2 separate regions of the Homo sapiens genome follow, and region 1 is linked to region 2. A link is a contact called in ENCODE Hi-C or POLR2A ChIA-PET data. All regions are on one chromosome and are shown on one strand. Each heading gives the region's core, a stretch centred on a gene start or an enhancer-like site at or near the end of the contact. The rest is flanking DNA. Distances are from core to core; before and after follow the strand shown. Region 1 has its middle 12 kb from the start of MIR6131. Region 2 overlaps CMBL (carboxymethylenebutenolidase homolog).

Region 1 (4,627 bases), core at 1,150-3,649, 200 kb before region 2:
AGGGTGGTCTCAAACTCCTAACCTCAAGTGATCCACCTGCCTCGGCCTCCCAAAGTGCTGGGATTGCAGGTGTGAGCCACCACACCCAACCTGTCTTGATTTAATAGTCATTCAAGGTGCTCATTTCTTGACTGAATGACTACAAGAGCAGATATAAATGAACACATGCAATCAGTCTTGCCCTGGGTCTGAAGTAGGATTCTCAGCACCAGCGACATTTGCACTGGATCATTCTCTGCGGTGGCACTAGCCTCTGCCCTGCAGGACGTTTAGCAGTACCCCTGGACCCCACCCACTAGACGCCAGCAACAGTTCCCTGCCCCAGTTGTGACAACCAAAAATGTCCTCGGACATTACTCCAAGCACCAAGGTTGGGAACCGCTGTTCTCAAGGTTTCCAAATGCATCTCACGCCATAGGTCTATGCACAGAATAAATGAATCATTCACTGTTGACCAATGAAGGCTTTGTTTGGAGACAGGTGTTATAACAGCAGGAAGAAAACTCCCCAAAGGAAAAGTGTGCTATCAGCTGAAGCATCTCCCAAGTCCAGCTCTGCACCCCCACGTGCATCCCCACACGAACGTGTTGCCAGGAATCAACCGAACCCCTGTTTCTCTCGCAGAAAATTGGTGGGAGCAATCCTCGCTTGCGTGTCAGGATGCCTGTCCAGGTGAAGCCAGCATGAGTCTCTCCAGATTCTAAGGCAGTGATGGGAAAGTGAAGGAAGCAGAAATGGCCAAGGGCCATCCTCTGTCAGTAATTCACTCTGTCAGCCCTCCCTAAGCCGGGTGGTGGGTGTTATGCATCAGGACGCCGGGCTCTGGTGGGGTAATGAGAGGGACTCATAAGTGGCCAAGCTGTGACTCAAACCTGGCAGGACTCCCACTGGCTTCACTCTGCCCTCTTAAATTCTACAATTAGAGCTCCCCAGGAGAGAGCAACCCATTGACTTAAATGTTCACTCACCTGTAAACAGGTGACATGAGATTTTCTCCCATTCGTGGGTTTCCTGATGTCAGGATGGAGCACAGAGCAGGGGCCGTCGGGCACCTATAGGCTGAAGGGAACCCTGGGTAGAGGATAGTGTACGTTTGTTTCATGATGTTGCCAGGAGCTGGCCCTTTGCTGTAAACCAGGTCCTGTTTTGAGCGTGCTGGGAAGTTCAGAAGCAGAGTTCCATAGACACTTCTGAGATGCACAGGCACCTCTCCTGCCTAATGTGGCCAGGAAAAATTGCCCTGATAAAGCCAATGACATCATAGATTAGAACCTGAGGAACCCGCAGCCTAGTAGTTCCCGATCTTGCTGCCTATTAACATCACGGGGACGCCTTTCAGAGCTCCCCAGGTGATGTTAATGGCAGCAAAATCAAGAACCACTGTGAATAGGCAGCAATCGATGTCCAGGCCACTCCCCACCAACTAAATCAGGGTCTCCAGGATGGGCTCATGCCTCCACGGTTCCTGGTTCCCCAGGTGCAACTGCGACCTCCCTCAGTGATCCAGTGTGGGCTTCTCACACTTTAATGCACATCTGAACGAATCGGGGCTCTTGTGAAAATTTGAATTCTGGCTCAAGAGGCTGGGATGAGCCTGAGATTCTGCTAGGAGCTAGGAAAAGTGTGATCCAGAGCTAGGAAAAGTGTGATCTTGGATGCTTGTCATCTGGGAGCTTGTTAGAGGTGCAGGATCTCAGGCCCCACCCAGAACCTAAGGATCAGAATCTACATTTGAATAAGGTGCAGGTTTGTTGAATATACGTCCCTAGTTTGAGACAACCTGCTACAACCTGAAGCCTCTATTTGCTCATGAGCAAGTGAGGGCCAGAGAGATGGAGCCCTGGACCCCACAGCTACTCAATGCAAAAAGCTTTAGTAACTGTGCTTGCTGTAACCCACGCGTCTTCTTCCCACCATTGCTAGCCTCACTAAAGATTGCATTTGTTTCTCTGACAATGATGACTTCAGGCAATGTATAAAACTTGCTCCTCCTGTTAACATTTAATTCAGGCGTGAAACCAAACAAACCCAAAAATGGAGGAAGGAAAGAGAAGAAATGGGGCTAAAAAAGATCTAAAAATGGGACAGAAGCAAGGTGCCTTTTTCATCTTCTCTTTGATTAAAAAAGGTCTGTTAGCTCGAAGCCCACAGGTATGTGACTCAGTGCAGACGAGGGGAAACTCCGTGGGAAGTTTTGGATCTTTCCTATTAGAAGAATCAGGAATTTAGCCCAGCTCAGGGAAAACATATGAGCTTCCTTTGACTCTCCCAGGATGAGCTAGTTTCAGTATCATGGTGAAAAAATAAAATAATACAAAGGCGTTCACCAAAAGGAAGTGCTGTTTCCTCTATTTCTGAACCCTCAGAGAGCTAAAATGATGCTGATGAGTCAGAAGCTAGCGCCCCTGAAGGAGCCACCAAAGGAAGATACTGAGCTTTTAATGTTTCCTTAAAGGGCAGCCCTAACCCCTCCCAGTGCGGAGCTGATTTTTGGAAATAGCCAGAAGTGGTTTCAAGTCACATCAGGTGATTGAGGTGGGTGACCAAACTCAGCACGATGTTAGAAACAAATCCAAATGTGACAATAAGTGGCACTCCTTGTTTATTTATTTTGAGACAGTGGTCTCGCTCTGTCACCCCCCTGGAGTGCAGTGGCATGATCATGGCTCACTGCAGCCTCCACGTCCCAGGCTCAAGCCATCCTCCCACCTCAGTTTCCCAAGTAACTGGGACTATAGGCATGTGCCACCATGCCCAGCTAATTTTTTTATTATTTATTTTTTGTAGAGACGAGGTCTCACTATGCCGCCCAGGCTGGTCTCAAACTCCTAGATTCAAGTGATCCTCCCACCTCGGCCTCCCAAAGTGCTGGGATTACAGGCATGGGCCACTGCACCGGCCCTGGTTTCTTCATGTGGGATGTCACCCGGCTCTAAAAGGCAGTTTCTTATAAAAGTCCCAGCTGCAGCTTGAGCAGGAATAGCTGCATGGACAACAGAGTGGAGCTTCTCAACCTCCTTTGAAGGGCAAAAGTGGGTCTGATGGGCTGTTCGAAGCGGGTCCCTGAGGGTCGCATTCCTTGCATCCAACTCCCACCTCCTTCCTTCCTTCCCCTCCCTCCCTCGTCTTTCTTTCTTTCTTTCCTTCTTTTCTTTCTTTCTTTCTTCTTTCTTTCTCTCTCTCTCTGTCTCTCTCTCTTTCTTTTTCTTAACAAGCTCAGGCAAATTTTATTAAAGGAAAATTTTGCATGGTTTGCTTTTCACCAATCTGTTCTGGCATGCTTCTAATGATGTCAGAATCACCTAGATCAATGATAGCCGGTGTGCCCACTCTGTAATATTTTCCGCATGCTGTGCCCAGTTCAATATTATTGCCACCGTAGTGATGGACACCAGTTTTGGCCAACATTCCATAGCTGGGTGGTTGTTAGTGAGAATGATCAATTTTGCTTTGCCTTGTCTAATCATCTTCAGAGTCTGCTTGTACCCCAGCTCATACTTTCCACTTTTCATAATGAGTTGGAACCTACAGTTGATCGACTCCAGGAGCTTTTTCTTCTTCTTTGCAGCCACCAAATTCCCGCCTTAGCTGCAGGACGGACCCCAACCAAGAGCAGCCGCTAAGATGGCCGGGGAGTGAGAAAAGCCTCATTTCTTTAATAAAGGTGATTGCCCATTTTCAGACACAGGATAGGGGATTATTGAGGGTGCCACCAAGGAGAAGGGGGTCACCACCTGAGAAGGGGCCATGGGGGGCTGCCATGGCAGGTGGCAGAGGGCAGAGCAAAGAAGGGGCAGACATCGCCCCTATCAGTTTGCTTGGGCTGCACTAACAAAGTATGACAGATCGGGGCTTAAACAATGGAAACTTACTGTCTCACAGTTCTGGAGACCAGAAGTTCAAGATCAAGGTGTGCATAGGGCTTGTCCCCTCTGAAACCTGTAGGGCAAATTCCTCCTTGCCTCATCCTCGCCTCTGTGGGTTGCTGGCAATCCTCATCATCCCTGGGCTTCCAGCTGCATCCCCCTAATCTCCGTTTCTGTTGCTGTTATGCGGCATTCTTCCTGTGTCTCTATCGTCACCTGGCTGTCTTCCTGTAAGGACAGCAGTCATCATGGATTAGGGGCCCACTGTCGTCTGGTAGGACCTCATCTTAACTATTTACATCTGCAACACCTGTTTCCAAATAAGGCCACTGCCTGAGATACTGGGGGTTGGGACCTCAACGTATTTTTCTGGGGAGACACAAAGTTCAATCTGTAATGCCACCTTTGTCAAAATTGTTTCTGGAATATTAATTAGGCTCATTCACTCCACCTGAGGGTTTTTGTTTTGTTTTGTTTTGTTTTGTTTTTTGAGACAGAGTCTCACTCTGCTGCCCAGGCTGGAGTGCAATGGTGTGATCTGGGCTAACTGTAACCTCTGCTTCCCGGGTTCAAGTGATTATCCTGCCTCAGCCTCCCAAGTAGCTGGGACTACAAGTGCCCGCCACCACACCCAGCTAATTTTTGTGTTTTTAGTAGAGACGGGGTTTCACCATGTTGGCCAGGCTGGTCTTGAACTCCTGACCTCTGGTGATCCACCCACGTAGCCCTTCCAAAGTGCTGAGATTACAGGCTTGAGCCAC
Region 2 (4,612 bases), core at 2,086-4,585:
CCCACGTCAGGCCCACTCCCCCAGGTGCCTCCACATCCCATGCCAGCCTATCCCATGGGAGTGTGCCCTGTGGATAGCCTCATTGCCAGGGCTGGGTTACCAGCAGGCTGCCAGACGCTGTGCACCTGCGGTTGTGAAACCTAAGAGGGCTTGGCCCGGTGCCAGGTGGCTGCTTTGCTGCGATCAAAATTGGCCTTCACACCCACTACTTTTCCTTTTCTCTGAGCCAGAATCGCCAACGTAGCAAGTTTTTAAATAAATGCAAGCAAAATACTGAGTCAAGCAACTCTGAAACTAAGATCAATTCATGTCCATATTTTGCAGAACCATTGTTCCAGACTTCTTTGTAGGGCAAGAGCCTTGGGACCCCTCTGGCGACTGGTCTATCTTCCCTGAGTGGCTGAAAACAAGAAATGCCCAGAAGATCGATAGGTGAGTTATCCGCAGACGTGGCCATGTGCACGTTGTGGCCCAGGGAGGTGAGAGCTGGGTGGGCTTCACCTTTCAGACACTACTCCTTACCTTGGGGTAGGACTTCTCCATGGCCAATGGAATCCTTCCCCTGGCACAAAGGAGAAAAAATTTTTTTTTGTTTTTGCTCTGTTGGAGCCCAGGCTGGAGAGCAGTGGCATGATCTCGGCTCACTGCAACCTGTGCTTCCCAGGTTCAAGCAATTCTCCTGCCTCAGCCTCCCGAGTAGCTGGGATTACAGGCGCCTGCCACCAGCCCGGCTAATTTTTGTATTTTTAGTAGAGACGGGGTTTCACCATGTTGGCCAGGCTGGTCTCAAGTGCTGGGATTTTTTTTGTAATTAAAATTTTTAGGCCGGGCATGGTGGCTCACACCCGTAATCCCAGCACTTTGGCAGGCTGAGGCTGGCTGATCACTTGAGATCAGGAGTTTGAGACCAGCCTGGCCAACATGGTGAAACCTGCCTCTACTAAAAATACAAAAAACAAACAAACAAACCAAAAACTTAGCTGGGTGTCATGACGCACGCCTGTAGTCCCAGCTACTTGGGAGGCTGAGGCATGAGAATTGCTTGAACCTGGGAGACGGAGATTGCAGTGAGCCAAGATGGCACCACTGCACTCCAGCCTGGGGGACAGAGCGAGACTCCATCTCAAAAAAAAAAGAAATTAATTAATTAAAAATTTTAAAATAAAATAGAGATGGGGTCTCACTATAGGCGTGAGCCACTGCACCCAGCGGGGATAGCATTCTTTATGTGATGATGATCAATATCAAACAATATTTTTATGAGCACCATCTATGAAAATAGAGATTTTAGTGCATCTGTCACCGAGTAGTGTACAGTTTACCTAATATATAGTTTTTTGGCCCTCACACCCTCCCACCCTCCCCCTTCTGAGTCTCCATAGTCCATTATATCACTCTATGTGCCTCTGTGAATCTACTCATAGCTTAGCTTCCACTTATAAGTGAGAACATACAGTATTTGGTTTTCCATTCCTGAGTTACTTCCCTTAGAGAAATGACCTCCAGCTCCATCCAAGTTGCTGCAAAAGATATTATTTTGTTCTTTCTTATGGCTGAGTATAGTCTATGGTGTATATAGGCCACATTTTCTTTATCCACTCATTGGTCAATGGGCGCTTCGGTTGCATATCTTTGCAATCGTGCTACAATAAACATACGTGTGCAGCCCACCTCCACTTTGGTACATTGCTTCTAGTTGAAAATGTATTCTGAGTTCCAAACAATCAGTTTGCACATGAATCATTTGCCAGACAAGGGCCACTATTCTTGGTCCCCTCATGGCTGAAATAGTCCTGATGGCGTTCCAAATTTGGCTTCACTGGGCGGCAGGGGGAGGAGACGAGCAATGCAGAGTGGGGAGTTTTGGGGAGAGAGTGAACGTGTGAAGTCAGAGAGTGTCTGGGCGTCTGCCCATAGTTATGGCTGCTCATGGGAGAGAGGAGAGAGGAGACTCTTCTCCTGGGAGACTCAGGGGACAGAGAAGACTGGGGCACTCTGCAGGGAGCAGATCATGGACTCGGGTCTTACGAACCGTGCTGTGGGCTGTGGCCTTCATCCCCAGGCTGTGGAAGACTGCTCAGCTCTCAGCTGGGAGTGAGGCAGTTGGACCTATGTTTTGGGAAGAGCCCAGCTTGCCTGCAGCTGTCAGGCAGTTGGAGGAGGGCTGGGCTTGGCAGGAAGATGTGCTGGGATGATGCATCAGTTGGGCCAGAGGTAGTAAGGGTGGAGCTCCCAAAAGAAGAAACCTTGGCAACTTCAAAAACAGTTGCTGATACAGCCCTGTTATCATCAGCACAGCTCTTTGAGGGGTTCACAAAATAAGCCTGATTCTTGAATATTTTTTCTTTCTGTTCTAGAGAGATCAGTGCTATCTTGAAGTATCTGAAACAACAGTGTCATGCCCAGAAAATTGGCATCGTGGGATTCTGCTGGGGTGGAACTGCTGTCCATCATTTGATGATGAAATACTCAGAATTCAGGGCAGGGGTGTCCGTCTATGGTAAATCTGCCTTGTGCATTTTTACTCCATGCAGAAGGGAGGGGTGGAAGAGTGACAACAATCACAAGCCTCCCCATCCAGTGTAACACAACCCCCAATAATGTGAAGACTGCCCATCTTATGGAAATGGGTTTTAAGAATCTGAAAATAGAGGTGGAGGTTTGTCATGCAGTTAACCAGAGGATGTCACCGGGAGTCAAGAGGTCTGGGTCCCAGTGGTGTGACTTTGGGAAAGCCACCTAATCTAAATTCTCCATTTCTTCACCTAGGATGAAGGGGATAGCTTTTTTTGTTTTTTTAATGTAATGATGATCAATATCACACAAGATTTTTATGAGCAACATCTATGAAAATATTTTTCTGGTGGTGGCTAATGCCTGTAATCCCAACACTTTGGGAGGCTTAGGCAGGCAGATCACTTGAGCTCAGGAGTTCGAGACCAGCCTGGACAACATGGCAAAACCCTGTCTCTACAAAAAATACAAAAATTAGCTGGGCGTGGTCACGTGCACCTGTAGTCCTAGCTACTCCGGAGGCTGAGGTGGGAAAATCGCTTGAGCCCAAGAAGGTCAAGGCTGCAGTGAGCCATGATCATGCCGCTGCACTCCAGCCTGGGTGACAGAGCAAGACCCTGTCTCAAAAAAAAAAAAAAAGAAAAAGAAAGAGAAAGAAAGAAAGAAAGACTGATTTTTCCAAGATACAAATTGCTCTAACTGTACACAAACATGCACACACACTAAGAAAGAAAGCAAAGGCAGCCAGATGCGATGACTCACGCCTGTAATCCTAGCACTTTGGGAGTCCAAGATGGGCAGATGGCTTGAGCCCAGGAGTTCGAGACCAGCCTAAGCAACATAGAGAGACCTTGTCTCTATAAAAAATTTTAAGGCTGGGCGTGGTGGCTCACGCCTATAATCCCAGCACTTTGGGAGGCCGAGGTGGGTGGCTCATGAGGTCAATAGTTCGAGACCAGCCTGGCCAATATGGTGAAACCCCGTCTCTACTAAAAATACAAAAATTAGCTGGGCGTGGTGGTGGGCGCCTGTAGTCCCAGATATTCAGGAGGCTGAGGCAGGAGAATCGCTTGAACCCGGGAGGTGGAGGTTGCTGTGAACCAAGATTGTGCCACTGCACTCCAACCCAGGCAACAGAGTGAGACTCTGTCAAAAGAAAAAGAAAAAAATTACTTGGGTGTACTGGCACATGCCTGTGGTCCCAGCCTCTCAGGAGGCTGAGGCAGGAGAATCACTTGAGCCCAGAAGTTTGAGGCTGCAGTGAGCTGTGAATGCACCACTGCACTCCAACCTGGATGACAGGGAGTGAGACCTTGTCTCTTAAAATAAAAAATAAAAAAAAAAAAGGAAAGAAAGCCAAGGAAAACACACTCTAAAATCGAAATAGCAATTTATACATTTTTGGCCAAAACAAACCAAAGTTACTACAGCAATGAAATAACATTATATCTGTATATAGAAACTGCTTGCTAAATTCATGATATAGAAGCATTCAGACCAATAGATAAACGAAAACAAAAAAGACACATAGGAAATATAGCCTTTAAAAATAATGCAGATGCTCCTCTACTTACAATGGGGCTAAGTCTTGATAAACCCATCATAAATGGAAAATATCTCAAGTCGAAAATGCATTTAATCCACCTCACCTACCAAGCATCATAGCCTCACCTGGCCGACCCGAAACACCTGCATCAGGCTACAGTTGGGCAAAATCATCTAACGCAAGGCCTATTTTATAATAAAGTCTTGAATGTCTCATGCAGTTTATTGAATTCTGTACTGAAAGTGAAAAACAGAATGGTTGTCTGGGTACTTGGGGAACAGTTTCTACTGAATGAGTGTCGCTTGTGCACCATTGTAAAGTCAAAAAATGAAAGTGGAACCATCGTTAGGCCTGGGACCATCTGAAGTGGATCATAAAGTTATACTAATGATTCCTTCTTGGGTTAATGGTTCCTCATTGTGGTATTTTCAACTACTTTTAGAGTTAAAAACGCCTTTAAATATTGACTTAGGACAACACAAAAGGACATAAACTCAAAAGGCAGTGGCCAGCTGCCTCTGGGAACAATGGAGCTGAGAGATGCTTTGTCCA

The links. A loop is a pair of places that touch in the nucleus more often than their neighbours do. ChIA-PET counts read pairs that join two places held with the same protein, here RNA polymerase II (POLR2A). Pooled maps may share reads with other maps.
Region 1: a loop to region 2 is called in a map of naive thymus-derived CD4-positive, alpha-beta T cell, with 10 times the contacts of the local background. The contact joins two enhancer-like sites. A Hi-C loop is called at or near these places in 1 of 168 maps with a recorded cell type or tissue (naive thymus-derived CD4-positive, alpha-beta T cell) and 5 of 50 pooled maps. POLR2A ChIA-PET finds 5 or more read pairs at or near these places in 2 of 52 experiments (MCF 10A and Panc1).

What each region holds. Positions count from the first base shown.
Region 1 is chr5:10,487,768-10,492,394 of GRCh38, reverse strand. It overlaps the pseudogene RPL30P7. Among named protein-coding and RNA genes, the nearest start is that of MIR6131, 12 kb to the right of the region's middle. RefSeq lists an enhancer at 2,266-2,315. Within about 2 kb of position 2,399, at least 4 of the 41 ENCODE cell types and tissues checked have a DNase peak (open chromatin) inside an H3K27ac peak, as active enhancers do.
Region 2 is chr5:10,284,242-10,288,853 of GRCh38, reverse strand. It overlaps CMBL (carboxymethylenebutenolidase homolog), which reads left to right. Exons shown (of 6, transcript NM_138809.4): 3 at 325-432; 4 at 2,358-2,500. Among named protein-coding and RNA genes, the nearest start is that of CMBL, 21 kb to the left of the region's middle. RefSeq lists an enhancer at 4,427-4,556. Within about 2 kb of position 3,335, at least 3 of the 41 ENCODE cell types and tissues checked have a DNase peak (open chromatin) inside an H3K27ac peak, as active enhancers do.